Linked DNA regions of Homo sapiens: all the other regions are linked to region 4. The links are chromatin contacts, found by Hi-C or POLR2A ChIA-PET in ENCODE. All regions are on one chromosome and are shown on one strand. The core of a region is the stretch at or near the end of the contact, and the rest is flanking DNA. Distances in the headings are between cores, read along the strand shown.

What was found. Hi-C counts contacts between places; a loop is a spot of excess contacts on that map. ChIA-PET counts read pairs that join two places held with the same protein, here RNA polymerase II (POLR2A). Pooled maps may share reads with other maps.
Region 1: a loop to region 4 is called in a map with no recorded cell type, with 16 times the contacts of the local background. The contact joins the promoter of KAT8 here to the promoter of KRABD5 in region 4. A Hi-C loop is called at or near these places in 3 of 37 single-sample maps with no recorded cell type and 11 of 50 pooled maps. POLR2A ChIA-PET finds 5 or more read pairs at or near these places in 5 of 52 experiments (CD4-positive, alpha-beta T cell, H1, HEK293 and 2 more).
Region 2: a loop to region 4 is called in a pooled map, with 7 times the contacts of the local background. The contact joins the promoter of VKORC1 here to the promoter of KRABD5 in region 4. A Hi-C loop is called at or near these places in 1 of 37 single-sample maps with no recorded cell type and 8 of 50 pooled maps. POLR2A ChIA-PET finds 5 or more read pairs at or near these places in 1 of 52 experiments (Caco-2).
Region 3: a loop to region 4 is called in a pooled map, with 5 times the contacts of the local background. The contact joins the promoter of CTF1 here to the promoter of KRABD5 in region 4. A Hi-C loop is called at or near these places in 1 of 50 pooled maps. POLR2A ChIA-PET finds 5 or more read pairs at or near these places in 2 of 52 experiments (B cell and activated CD4-positive, alpha-beta T cell).

Annotation. Positions count from the first base shown.
Region 1 is chr16:31,116,229-31,119,248 of GRCh38, forward strand. It overlaps KAT8 (lysine acetyltransferase 8), which reads left to right and starts at 1,436. Exons shown (of 11, transcript NM_032188.3): 1 at 1,436-1,664. The coding sequence starts at 1,454. It also overlaps a transcript of BCKDK not described here. RefSeq lists silencers at 1,254-1,480, 1,380-1,729 and an enhancer at 1,900-2,019.
Region 2 is chr16:31,093,214-31,096,206 of GRCh38, forward strand. It overlaps VKORC1 (vitamin K epoxide reductase complex subunit 1), which reads right to left and starts at 1,584. Exons shown (of 3, transcript NM_024006.6): 1 at 1,344-1,584; 2 at 99-208. The coding sequence starts at 1,516. LOC124903680 (zinc finger protein ENSP00000375192-like) reads right to left here and starts at 2,792. Exons shown (of 1, transcript XM_047435012.1): 1 at 1,671-2,792. The coding sequence starts at 2,165. The coding sequence ends at 1,671. RefSeq lists enhancers at 1-517, 1,698-1,877, 1,908-1,957, 2,008-2,057, 2,573-2,752.
Region 3 is chr16:30,894,951-30,897,900 of GRCh38, forward strand. It overlaps CTF1 (cardiotrophin 1), which reads left to right and starts at 1,664. Exons shown (of 3, transcript NM_001330.5): 1 at 1,664-1,718. The coding sequence starts at 1,694. It overlaps MIR762HG (MIR762 host gene), which reads left to right. Exons shown (of 3, transcript NR_110942.1): 3 at 1-270. RefSeq lists enhancers at 328-833, 834-1,337, 2,201-2,250.
Region 4 is chr16:31,711,588-31,714,600 of GRCh38, forward strand. It overlaps KRABD5 (KRAB domain containing 5), which reads left to right and starts at 1,657. Exons shown (of 5, transcript NM_001130913.2): 1 at 1,657-1,848. The coding sequence starts at 1,846. RefSeq lists an enhancer at 1,824-1,943 and a silencer at 2,034-2,093.

The DNA.
Region 1 (3,020 bases), core at 186-2,685, 600 kb before region 4:
TGAGATGGAGTCTGGCTCTTGGTCCCCAGGCTGGAGTGCAATGGCGGGATCTCGGCTCACTGCAACCTCCGCCTCCCGGGTTCAAGCGATTCTCCTGCCTCAGCCTCCCGAGTAGCTGGGACTACAGGTGCGTGCCACCACGCCCGGCTAAATTTTGTATTTTTAGTAGAGACGGAGTTTCACGGTGTTAGCCAGGATGGTCTCGATCTCCGCCCGCCTCGGCCTCTCAAAGTGCTGAGATTACAGGCGTGAGCCACCACGCCCCGCCCAACTCGTCCTTTCTTTAGACTTTATCCTGTGAGGGTGAATTATGGCCTGTCCCTGGACACACCCGTTCTGCTTTCCCCGCACCAACTGTATCCCAAATAGGGGAAGTAGTCTCTTCAACCTTCAAAAATGGGGCACTGGCTGGGCACGGTGGCTCACGCCTGTAACCCTAGCACTTTGGGAGGCCGAGGCGGGCGGATCACCTGAGGTCAGGAGTTCGAGACCAGCCTGGCCAACAGGGTGAAGCCCTCTCTCTACTAAAAATACAAAAAATAGCCGGGCGTGGTGGCGCGCGATTGTAATCCCAGCTATTCAGGAGGCTGAGGCAGGAGAATCGCTTGAACCCGGGAGGCGGAGGCTGCAGTGAGCCGAGATCGCGTCACTGCACTCCAGCCTGGGCGACAGAGCGAGACTCCATCTCAAAAAAAAAAAAGGGGGGGGGGCGGGGAGCGACATTAGGCCAGCGCGAGTGTGCGGCTCCAGGCCACCAGGGCGGCCGCTCTGGCTCTGCCCTGTTAAAGTGGGGGCAGCGCCCGCTGAAAATTGGCACATCTTGGCTTCCGCAGGTACCAGGGCCTTTAAAAAGGTTCAGCTGGCCGGGCACGGTGGCTCACGCCTATAATCCCAGCACTTTGGGAGGTTGAGGCTGGCAGATCACGAGGTCAAGAGATCAAGACTATCCTGGACAACATGGTGAAACCCCGTCTCTACTAAAAATACAAAAATTAGATGGGCGTGGTGGCGCGCGCCTGCAGTCCCAGCTACCCGGGAGGCTGAGGCAGAGGAATCGCTTGAACCCGGAGGCGGAGGTTGCAGTGAGCCGAGATCGCGCCTCTGCACTCCAGCCTGGGCGACAGAGCATGATTCCGTCTCAAAATAAATAAATAAATAAATAAATAAATAAATTAAAAAAAGGTTGAGTTGAGTCATCGCATGAGGTAAGTCTGTCTCCTCTCCTCACCCATAGGCTGCAGCCACAGGTCCGCACGGAAAACCAGGAGCTCCAAGACTGCCGCACACTCAACATCCAACTCGCGGGGCCGCGGGGACGGCCACAGAAGCCAATCGGCTCCTGCTACATCACAGACCCCGCCCTCAAACCTTGAGGAGCCCGCCCCACGCACTGCTGACCCGGAGCCAAAAGAACTGCGTGGCGTCCGATTCTGGCGTCACTTCCCTTCCCGCGATGGCGGCACAGGGAGCTGCTGCGGCGGTTGCGGCGGGGACTTCAGGGGTCGCGGGGGAGGGCGAGCCCGGGCCCGGGGAGAATGCGGCCGCTGAGGGGACCGCCCCATCCCCGGGCCGCGTCTCTCCGCCGACCCCGGCGCGCGGCGAGCCGGAAGTCACGGTGGAGATCGGAGAAACGTACCTGTGCCGGCGACCGGATAGCACCTGGCGTGAGGGCGGGGCCCAGGGCTGGGGGCGGGGCGGAGCTCAGGGCCAGGGGGTGGGGCGGGGCCTGAGGACAGGCTGTCAGTGAGGCCAAGATCCGGGGGCTGGGAGTGGAGAGGAGGAGGGGCGGGGCTTGAGGAAAGAACGCCGCGTTCCGGGCGCTGAGAAACCAGCCGGGTTGTGGGAGGCTGTTGACCTTGAATTATGCCGAGCGACGCCTACAAACCCACCGCTCAGGCCTTCACCAGGATTGTTCCCATTCCACTTCCTTGCCCAGTCTTAGGCTTCATTCCTTTTTCTTGCTAACGCTGCTTCCTCACCCTCTCTTGTCTCTGCGTCTTCTTTTTCCATTTGTCCCTGGCAGCCATCCGCAGAGAGAAGACCTTCCAGAAACAACAGGCTTCCCTTTCCTAAAGTTCTGCTGCCTTCTCTCATTTTCAAAATTAACCCCAAACTCCTTAGGGTGGCATTCATTTTTGTGACCTCTCCAGTTTCTAGCCAACACTAGGAAAGGGCATTGCCAGGCCAGAACACACTGTGCCCTCTGAAGACCACACGCCCTTTACCACCTGTGCCCTTTGCTTGGAATGCTTTTTCTTCCCTTTCTCCTTGTTTGCCTGCCTAGCTCCTACTCATCCTCTTAGCTTCATATCCTTTGTGATGTCATCCTTGATTCCCCTTCAGGCAAAGTGAGTGGTTCCCTTCTCTATGTTCCTGCAACATTTTTTTCCTACCTCAGTCATAGTTTTTGTAACATTATGTTGTAATTTTCTCTCTCTGTCTTCCTCCATCATACTGGGAACTTCTGGAGGGCAGCACTTCTTGTGATTCATCACTGTGTCCTCTGTACCCGGCAACAACACAGCATAGGGCCAGACACGTAGTGGTTGCCTTACTCATTTATTGAATGCTCTGCTAATTGTCAGGTGCGCTGCTAAAAATTTTGGAGGCATTAATTCACCTTCTAAGGTTGGTACTATTATCCCTTTTGTCTTTTTTTTTTTTTTTTTTTTTGAGACAGGATCTCGCTCTGTCACCCAGGTGGGATTGCCGTGGCACGATGACAGCTCACTGAAGCCTAGACCTTCTAGGCTCAAGTGATCCTCCCACCTCACCCTCTCAGAGTGTTGGGATTACTGGCATGAGCCACTGTGCCCAGCTGTTATCCCTTTTCACAGATGAAGAGACTGAGGCTCAGAAAGATGGAATAACTTGCTCAGTTACACATAGCTAGGAAGTAGGGAGCTGGAATTTTGTGTATTTTTTTTTGTTTGTTTGTTTGAGATGGAATCGCTCTCTGTTGCCAGGCTGGAGTGCAGTGGCGCCATCTTGGCTCACTGCGATCTCTGCCTCCCGGATTC
Region 2 (2,993 bases), core at 334-2,833, 620 kb before region 4:
GCTGTGTGGATCACCAAGATTGCATGGAGTGGGGCTGAGCTGACCAAGGGGGATGAGGGGCGGGGCGGGGCGGGCAGGGAGGGGGCGGAGCCACTCACCTAACAATAGCTGTAGTGTGTAGAAGATGCAACCGAATATGCTGTTGGATTGATTGAGGATGCTGTCCTGTCCCAGCACATGCTCCACCAGCCCGAAACCCCTGCCCCACCTGGCAGAGGGGTGGGGTGGGGTGGAACCAGGTTAGGACTGTCAACCCAGTGCCTTGGACCCTGCCCGAGAAAGGTGATTTCCAAGAAGCCACCTGGGCTATCCTCTGTTCCCCGACCTCCCATCCTAGTCCAAGGGTCGATGATCTCCTGGCACCGGGCACCTTTGGCCACGTCAGGATTCCATGTCACTGACCCTATCCTCCCCTCTCCCCAGACCAGGCCCGGACGTGGCTACTCCGTAGGCCCTGCTTTTCATCTTAGACCTTAAGTAAGTCTCTTTTTTTTTTTTTTTTTTTTTTTTTTTGAGACGGAGTCTCACTCTGGCCCAGGCTGGAGTGCAGTGGCGCGATCTCGGCTCACTGAAACCTCCGCCTCCCGGGTTCAAGCGATTCTCCTGCCTTAGCCCCCCCGAGTAGCTGGGATTAAGGCACCCGCCATAGCGCCCGATTAATTTTTCTATTTTTGGTAGAGACAGGCTTTCACCATGTTGGCCAGGCTGGTCAACTCCTGACTTCAAGTGATCCATCCGCCTCGGCCTCCCAAAGTGCTGGGATTACAGGAGTGGGCCACCGCGCCCGGCCCTTAAGTAATTCTTAAAATGGCAAGGCTGGTATAACGGTTCACTCGGTTTTGCATCAGAGACTGGGAGTCGGGGGCAGATTATCTTTGCCCTGGACCCCAGAATCTCCAGCTCCCTGGCCACTCACTCGCCTCCTCTGTATTCCGTCATTATGCTAACGCCTGGCCATCACGCACAGCCAGACCGGGCCACCTTGTTCCTGGGCGCAGCCATCGCCAACACCCCCCTTCACCTGCGCGCCGTCCTTGAGACCATCGTCAATCTCTACCGCCATCCTGCCTCCCCGCCTTTCCTGGTCACCGTTATTCCTTGGCATCCAATTCACGTGCGAGTCCCCGGAATAATCCCAGTCCCCAGCACTGTCTGGTCCCTTGCCTCGCACTCTTATTTCGAACACCAGTATCGCTGGGTAGCTCAGCCCCTGTGCAACGACCCCGCGAGCAGTCCAGCCCCGTGTCCGTTCCCCGGGCACACCGATCCCAGACTCCAGAATAATCATCTGGCATCCTGGCCGCCCTGCTCCGAGGCCCCACGCCTCCCACTCCCGTGCACACCTGGAGGAGAAGACGCGCGAACAGCTGATGGCGGTGCCCACGTCGCAGAGCGCGCGGTAATCCCGGTCCCGGGCGCGCGCCGCCTTCACGTGCAGCGCGTAGAGCGAGAGCACTAAGCCCGTCAGGCAAAGAGCGAGCCGCACCCAGCCAGGGCTCCCCCAGGTGCTGCCCATTATCTCCAGGTTCCGCCCGAGGCGCCCGCGGAGAAAACCAGCCACGGAGCAGGGGCCGGGCGGCGAATGGCCGCGCCCCTCCTGGCCCTCTGACTCGGCGATTGGCCGGCCGTGCTCGCACTCCACGACCCAAATGGCTGTTCCAGGGCGCTAGTCAAGCGGGCGAGTTAGGAAAACAGCGAAGAATGCCGGGACTAGTGAAGCGGGTAAGGGACGTGCGGAATCGCGGCCCCAGCGGCTGCCAGGCATGATGGGAGTTGTAGTCGGCGCGGCTGCAAGGCATCAAGGGAAATGAAGTCTCCACAGATTTAAAAACTGTTGGCCGGGCACGGTGGCTCACGCTTGTAATCCCAGCACTTTGGGAGGCCGAGGCTGGCGGATTACCTGAGGTCAGGAGTTCAAGACCAGCCTCGCCAACATGGTGAAACCCCATCTCAACTAAAAATACAAAAATTAGCCGGGCGTGGTGGCACATGCCTGTAATCCCAGCTACTCGGGAGGCTGAGGCAGGAGAATTGCTTGAGCCGGGGAGCCGGAGGTTGCAGTGAGCCGAGATCGTGCCACTGCACTCCAGCCAGGCCGACAGAGTGAGACTCTGTCTCAAAAAAAAAAAAGAAAAAAAAAAGTGTGTTAGTGTGGTTAACAGCATTTGCGCTTACCCTATGCCAAGTCCTGTTGTAAGAATTGCAGCATCCGGGACCTAGAGACCAGCGGATCAGGGGATCCAGCGAATACGGCGATCCGATTCGGGAACCAAGCATTTCCCCTGAAACTATTTCAGGCACCATTCGGGCTGCAGCCTCCCATCCTCCCGGGTCCTGCCTCACCAGTGCTTCCTGGTGGTCGGTCTCCCTTTCTCCCATACATTCACAGAACCACTCCTTTGGCCACACACACCCTTGACAGTATCCTAACCTCTCTACTATCATGGCGCCCGCCTGGCAACACCTGAGCTTGCATCAACTCAACAGTCAGTCTCTCCTTTCCAAGCTGTGGGCCAGATGAGGTCTCTCCTTCACAGACGTCCCATCTGATGGTGACCCATCTCTCCTACACCTTCAACCTCTCCATCCTCCCCATCTACACTGCAACTTGTTTCTCTTTCCCATCTCAGAAACAGCAACAAATCTCCCTTCACTAAGAGGTCCTTCACCAGCCTCCTCTCCCGGCATTATCCCATCTACCCCTCCACATTCAAGTTTTTGGAAAGATTCTACACTCCCAGTCTCTACTTCCTCACTTCTTCCTTGCTGCCCACGCCATAAACTAGCTGCTGCCTCCAGCATTGCCCTGACACCTAGTGGCTGGTGTCACCAAGACGCTAGACCCAATGGTTATTTATTTATTTATTTACTTATTTTGAGACGGAGTCTCACTCTGTCGCCCAGGCTGGAGTGCAGCGGTGCCATCTCGGCTCACTGCAACTTCCGCCTCCAGGGTTCAAGTGGTTCTCGTGCCTCAGCCTCCCAAGTAGTTT
Region 3 (2,950 bases), core at 414-2,913, 820 kb before region 4:
TCGCATGATGAAATCTTGAGTGACAGAAGCCAAATGCAACAGTACATACTAGATGGTTCCAGGTGTATTACGTTCAGAACCAGACAAAACTAATTTATAGTGCACCAAAGTCAAGATAGTGATCGCCCTTAGGGTTGGGAGGGGACGAGGGGAGAGCTTCTGGGAGCTGATCCAGTTCTGTTGTGTAATCTGGTGCTGGTTCCCTGGGCATATGTATTCTGTGAAAATCCATCACATGACTTAAATAAAATGTACATTACTTAAATAAAATGAGTGTGTCTTTGTTGACTTTATTTGAGGCTGGCTTGTCAGCAGATAAGACCATGTCAAAATTTGTGCTGCTGTTGTGTGTGTGTGTGTGTTTCAAGGTGTGGCTGTTGTGTCTGTGAATTTGGGCGTGACCATGTCCAGAGGTTAAGGGTATAAGGGGTTAGGAGCATGGTTAAGACAGCATTTTTTTGAGCCAAGCTGCTTAGGTAAAATCCCAGTTGTGCCACACCTAACTGTGTTACCCTGGACAAGTCACTTCTCTCTATTCCGCATCTATAACACAGGAGTTAGTTAATGTGCATATGGCTCTTAGAACAGTGCCCAGCACATGGTAAATGCCCAATAAATATTTACAGTTAATACACATGTGATTGTGGGCCCTACCAATTGTCTGGCTCAATTCTATCTGCTGTGCCCTCTCCAGTTAAACTCTTTCTTCTTTTATTCCAGCAATTGCTCACGGCAATACACACACCCACTCACACGAACACACGCACACACATGCACGCGCACATGCACACACGCGCACACCTGCACACTCACACGCACACAAATCCACTCGCACACACGCATGCTCACACGCACACACGTCCGCATGCACGCACACACGCAGACACACGCAAGCGCACACACACACGGGCCTCCTCGTCTTCATTCACAAACCCCATTAGCTTCTGTTGTCTATGGGCTTCCTCGACAGACCGCGAGCCCCTCGCGGGGGCCAGAAACCAAGTATGGATCATCCCTATGTGCCTTCCTTTCCGTCTACACCAGGTTAATGGGGTTGACGTATGGGTGTGACTTCCTGTCCAGGTCTCTGTAGCTTGTTCTCCTGGGGGTGGGGGGCGGGGTGTGATTGTTACTAGGCCTGCTAAGAAGAGGAGAGCAGTGTATCTGTCTCCCTCCTGGTGGGTGTGACAATGAGATTGGAAGCCATCTAAGATAGGCCAGGAGATGTATGTCTGGACAAACATGCCCCAAGCCTGACGGCCCCCATCGTAGCCTCCCTCGCAAGCCGCGCCCCAGACTAGAGAGAGGGCCTGCGCATTCCTGTCCTGCCAGTCCGGCAGTTCCCTCTCCTGTCTCCTCAGCTTTACACCCAAAGCAGCCGCTGCCTCAGGTCCAAGCCTGAGCCCGCGGCAGAACATTGGGCTGCCTCCCAGGCCCTGACACCCCCAGCCCCGAGGTCCTGTCCACCCGGCAGACAACTTGCCTTCCCCCTCGGGCCCCTTCCCCCACTAGGCCCCACGGACGAGGAGCTGAGCTCAGGGCCAAGGAATCCTGTCTCAAAAGGGGGGGTAGGATGAAATGTTTGGGGTCTGGGCTCTGATTGGCTGCGCCCGGGCCACGCCCCCAGCCCTTTCCCCTTTCTCCCCCCTCGAAAGGGGGGCGTGAAGGGAGCCGGGATCAGCCAGGGGCCAGCATGAGCCGGAGGGAGGGAAGTCTGGGTAAGGGGCTGAGGGACCGGACGCCGGGTCGCTGAGGGGCGCAGGAGTCAGAGGGATTGGGAGCTGGGGGTCTGGGTTTCCGCCACCCCCGGGTCCGGGAGGGGAGCGGCCTTGGCGGGGAAGGGCAGGGCTCCGGTGTCAGGTAACGAGTGAGCGGGTGAGTTGTGAGAAACAGCAGGCGCTAGGGTTTAGAGGAGGCCTGGGGCTGAGGTTTCAGGGACCTGGGCTCAGGGCTTAGATCACCGGTTCGAGTACACCCAGGGGGAGGACTGGGGTCGGGGCTGGGGCAGGACCCCTGCGTCCACTGAGTCTCGGGAAAGAATCAGAGCTGGGGGGCTGAAGGAAGGGGTAGAGTAAGGGAAGGCAGTCTTGGAGTCACAGGAAGTAGTGAGTGACAACAGGAGACGAAAGTCTGGGCTGCTGAGGATCGCGACTGGTGCTGGGAAACTTCGGGGGTGGGGCGGGGGCGGGGCACCGGGTCAGGACTACATTCCCCAGCACGCATCGGGCGCGCGCTGTGCGTTTCGGGAAATGGAGTCCCTCCCGGGGCGCCAGACACTGGCTCTTGCGGACCTTGATTCGCTGACTAGCCAGGCCAGCGCCTTGCATGGATGGGGCATCAGGGAGAGAAATGGAAATGGAAGTCAGTCTCCCTATCTGTAAAATGGGCCTTCAAGGCACATTTTGATATGAAGTTCTGTACTTCGATGATGTTGAAGTCCACTAGCAGTCACTGAGGTAGAAATATGTAAGCCCTGTCTTCAAAGGGCTCTCAGGCTAAGGCAGATACACACAGAAAAGCCGTTAAAAGAGCTACCCTGGAACTCATGCAAATGGCCTTAAGTCAAAGGAAGGAGTTCGTTTATAAAGGAGAAGTGATTCTGGAGGCTTCACTGAGGAGGCAGTACAGTCATGCACTGCATAACAACATTTGGTCAACAGGTGGACCGCACAGACAATGGAGGTCCCATAAGATTCTATGCATTTTTAGCCTGGGCAACATGGCGAAACCCTGTCTCTACAAAAAAATACAAAAATTAACCGGGCATGGTGGCGCATGCCTGTAGTCCCAGCTACACAGGAGACCCAGGCGGGAGGATCGCTTGAGCCCAGGAGGTCGAGGCTGCAGTGAGCCAAGATTGCACCACTGCACCCCATCCTGGGCGAAAGAGCAAGACTCCGTCTCTCTCTCTCTCTCTCTTTCTCTTTTGGGATGGAGTCTTTCTCTGTTG
Region 4 (3,013 bases), core at 407-2,906:
TCATGGATCCTGGGGAAAGGTTGCAGACACAGGAAGGGTTGTCACCTCTCTGTGGAGCCCTGCTGCTTACCACACAGCACCTTCTGCAGAGACTAGCTCTGAGGGTGGCAGGGGACCCCACAGGCCATGGCCACTCCCTCTCTGCACCTGTCCGTGCCTGCTGTGGAAGCCTGGACTGGGGGAGGAGATTGCTACCCTGTGAGCCTGAGGGAGCCACGTCCAGCTGTGACCTCTACCTGGGGCTTTACAGAGAGTTGTTTATGGGTAACAGACACCTTGTTTCAGAGGGAATGGGCATGAGCTGGCAAGTGAAGCACCCCCACAGCTTATCAGGAACTTTTTCTCATTTTTAAACCATCATGTCTTCATTTCACATTGGAATAAAGTGAGGTTTTGGAACCTGCTGCCCCAGTCTCTGGATTGTGAGGGCTGTTGTCAAACAGGTTACTAGGAGAGGAATATGTATAAATTAGCTCAAATTCAAGGTTATGCTTGTAATGTCACCTGAGTGGGAAGTAAGAGGGTGGAGTCACAGGCACTCAGCTGGGATTTACCTGGCCTCGTCACTAGACTAATGGGATTGTGGCACAGGTGAACATCCCGTCATTGGAGAAGAAAGGCTGGATTGAAGGCCAGGTGGGGGAGGGGTGCTAGGCTGTGGGGTCAGGCCCTGGGCATGCTGGACCTGTTAGGTCACTGAACATCTGACTGGGCACCTGCCCAGATTTGTCCCTTCAGTTGAGGTGGGATTGGCAGCACTCCCCAGAAGGCGTGCAGTGCCGGGAGAGTGGAGGAGGGTCTGACGTTTGCTATCCTGTGGTAGGTTTTAGAGCTAACTAGATGCTTGTGGAGAGCTAATGACATGGGAAGAAGGCAGCCCACCTTGATGGACCGGAGGGTTAGAGCCTGCGATGTGAGAAGCGGGTGTGTGGAGGTGGCCTGTCTACAAGAGGGCAAGTTTAAGGCCCATTGCAGTGGCACTATCTCAGCTCACTGCAGCTGGTGGCTGCCAGGCCATCCCTCTCCAGAGCAGGGAGGCCCTCAGCCTTATGTATAATTGAATGCCTTTTGGGATGCTTGGATAGTCCTTTATGTCTTGGAAATTCAGAAAAGAAAAAAAAAATTACAATCCTCCTGTCTGTTAGTTTCCCTGAGCCAACTGGATAAAAGATGTCCCTGACCCCAAGATTTTAAGTGACACCCAAGGGAAGCCACCGTTACCTTGGCTGTTGAAGCCTCCTGCATGCTCCCCAAAAACCCCAGCAGTTTCCTCTGCAGTCCCACAGTTATGTCCTGAGCAGTGGGGTACCGTGTGATGAGAGGTGCTAAGGATGGGATGAGGGTCTTTCCTGTGTTATTAGAACGGTTAAAAAGTTGTTTTAAAGGTGCCCAAATGCCCTCCTTCTTAAACTTAATTAGCTAATAAGATGCCTTATACAAGCAAAACCAGGTACGGGAAAGCAAGTGCATTTCAAGTCCAAGCTCACCCCTTAAATTAGCTGTAATACCCTCAGCAGGTGGCCCCACCTCAATGAGCCTGTCTCCCATTCAAAAAGCAGAACGAGTGAGAGGGCGGGGCCTGGAGCTTTACCCAATCAGTGGCGTCGGAGTGGAAATCCTCCAATCGGGAGTAGCCGGAGAGCAGGGGCGGCTTCCGGGATTTGGCGGTGGCCTTTGTTGGCTGCAGTAAGAGCTCAGTCTCTTCACCAGGGGCTCCCAGTCCTTCCATCTGGGAGGCCAAGGCGGCTTCGCGTTCTGAGAATAGACAGAACCTCTGTTACTCTGTGACCGGCAGGCACCGGGAGATCCGTAGCTCAGACGCCAGGACATCCCGGAAGCTGGGAAATGGTGAATGTGCCAGGTCGGGGGTCCCCAGAAGAGGGAGAGGGGCGGTCGGAAGCGGCGGGAACCCTCTTTGAGGTTAGCTTCGGGGTCTGGGCCCTGAGTCCCCGCGGACGCAACTCGGCCCTTGGTCCCCTCCGCCGCAAGATGGCGGCCGGGCCGGCAGCCGGGACCCCGCGCGTCCGGTCCCCTCCCGACCCCGCAGAGCGACCTCTGCCATGGCCGGAGCCGTCTTTGGGTCGCCGCAGCCCGGCGTCTCCCGAGATTGTGCGGTGAGAACGTGAGGGTCTTAGGGGAAATCCCGGGTCGGCGTGTGATTCGTGTGTGGGAAGATACTGTGCCCCGTGGTGTCCCAGTCTCCTTTTTCCTCTTACAAATTAAGGGGAGTCACCCTTAAAGCGTTAAAGGGTTGATTTAGGTAAACAGCGATTGGTGAAATGGGAAGCCTGCCGCCGTGGTTTGTGGTTTAGGGTCCTCTGGAGCAGCGATTTCAAAATCCCAGGGCTCAGCTTAGGAATGCTGCTGGGGAAAAGAAATAGGGACAATCTCTCTTCCACTTTGGCTGTAGAAAACGAATACATTTCCACAGAAAGTGTGCTAGATTAATTGGTCAATTACAAACATTCATTAAAATATCAGGTCCTCTCTTTTGCAGTGGAGGATTTGTGACAGTGGATATCTGTGTTCCATATTCTACTGCTATCTGGATGTCCGACTTTAATGCCAAATGTTATGAGACAGGACTTGGCACCTCCTAGAAGTGTTCACATATACTAAATGATCTGCTATTATGGAAATAATTAAATGACATGTTTCTTGCTCGAAAGAGGTATTTTGGCCTTACCTGTTGAAGTATAAAGTGTAAGTGCCTTACAGTTTCCTTCCTTTCTATAAAAACTGTTTTGAGTGATTTTGCTATTTTCCTGAAACCTGTTAGGTCACTGAACATCTGACTGGCTGGGCACCTGCTCCTGTCCCTTCAGTTGAGGTAGGATTGGCAGCACTCCCCAGAAGGCGTGCAGTGCCAGGAGAGTGGAGGAAGGTCTGACGTTTGCTATCCTGGGGTAGGTTTTAGAGCTCGCTAGATGCTTGTGGAGAGCTGATGAGATGGGAAGAAGGCACCCCACCTCGATGGACCTGAAAGAGAGAGCCTGCGAATTGAGAAGCGGGT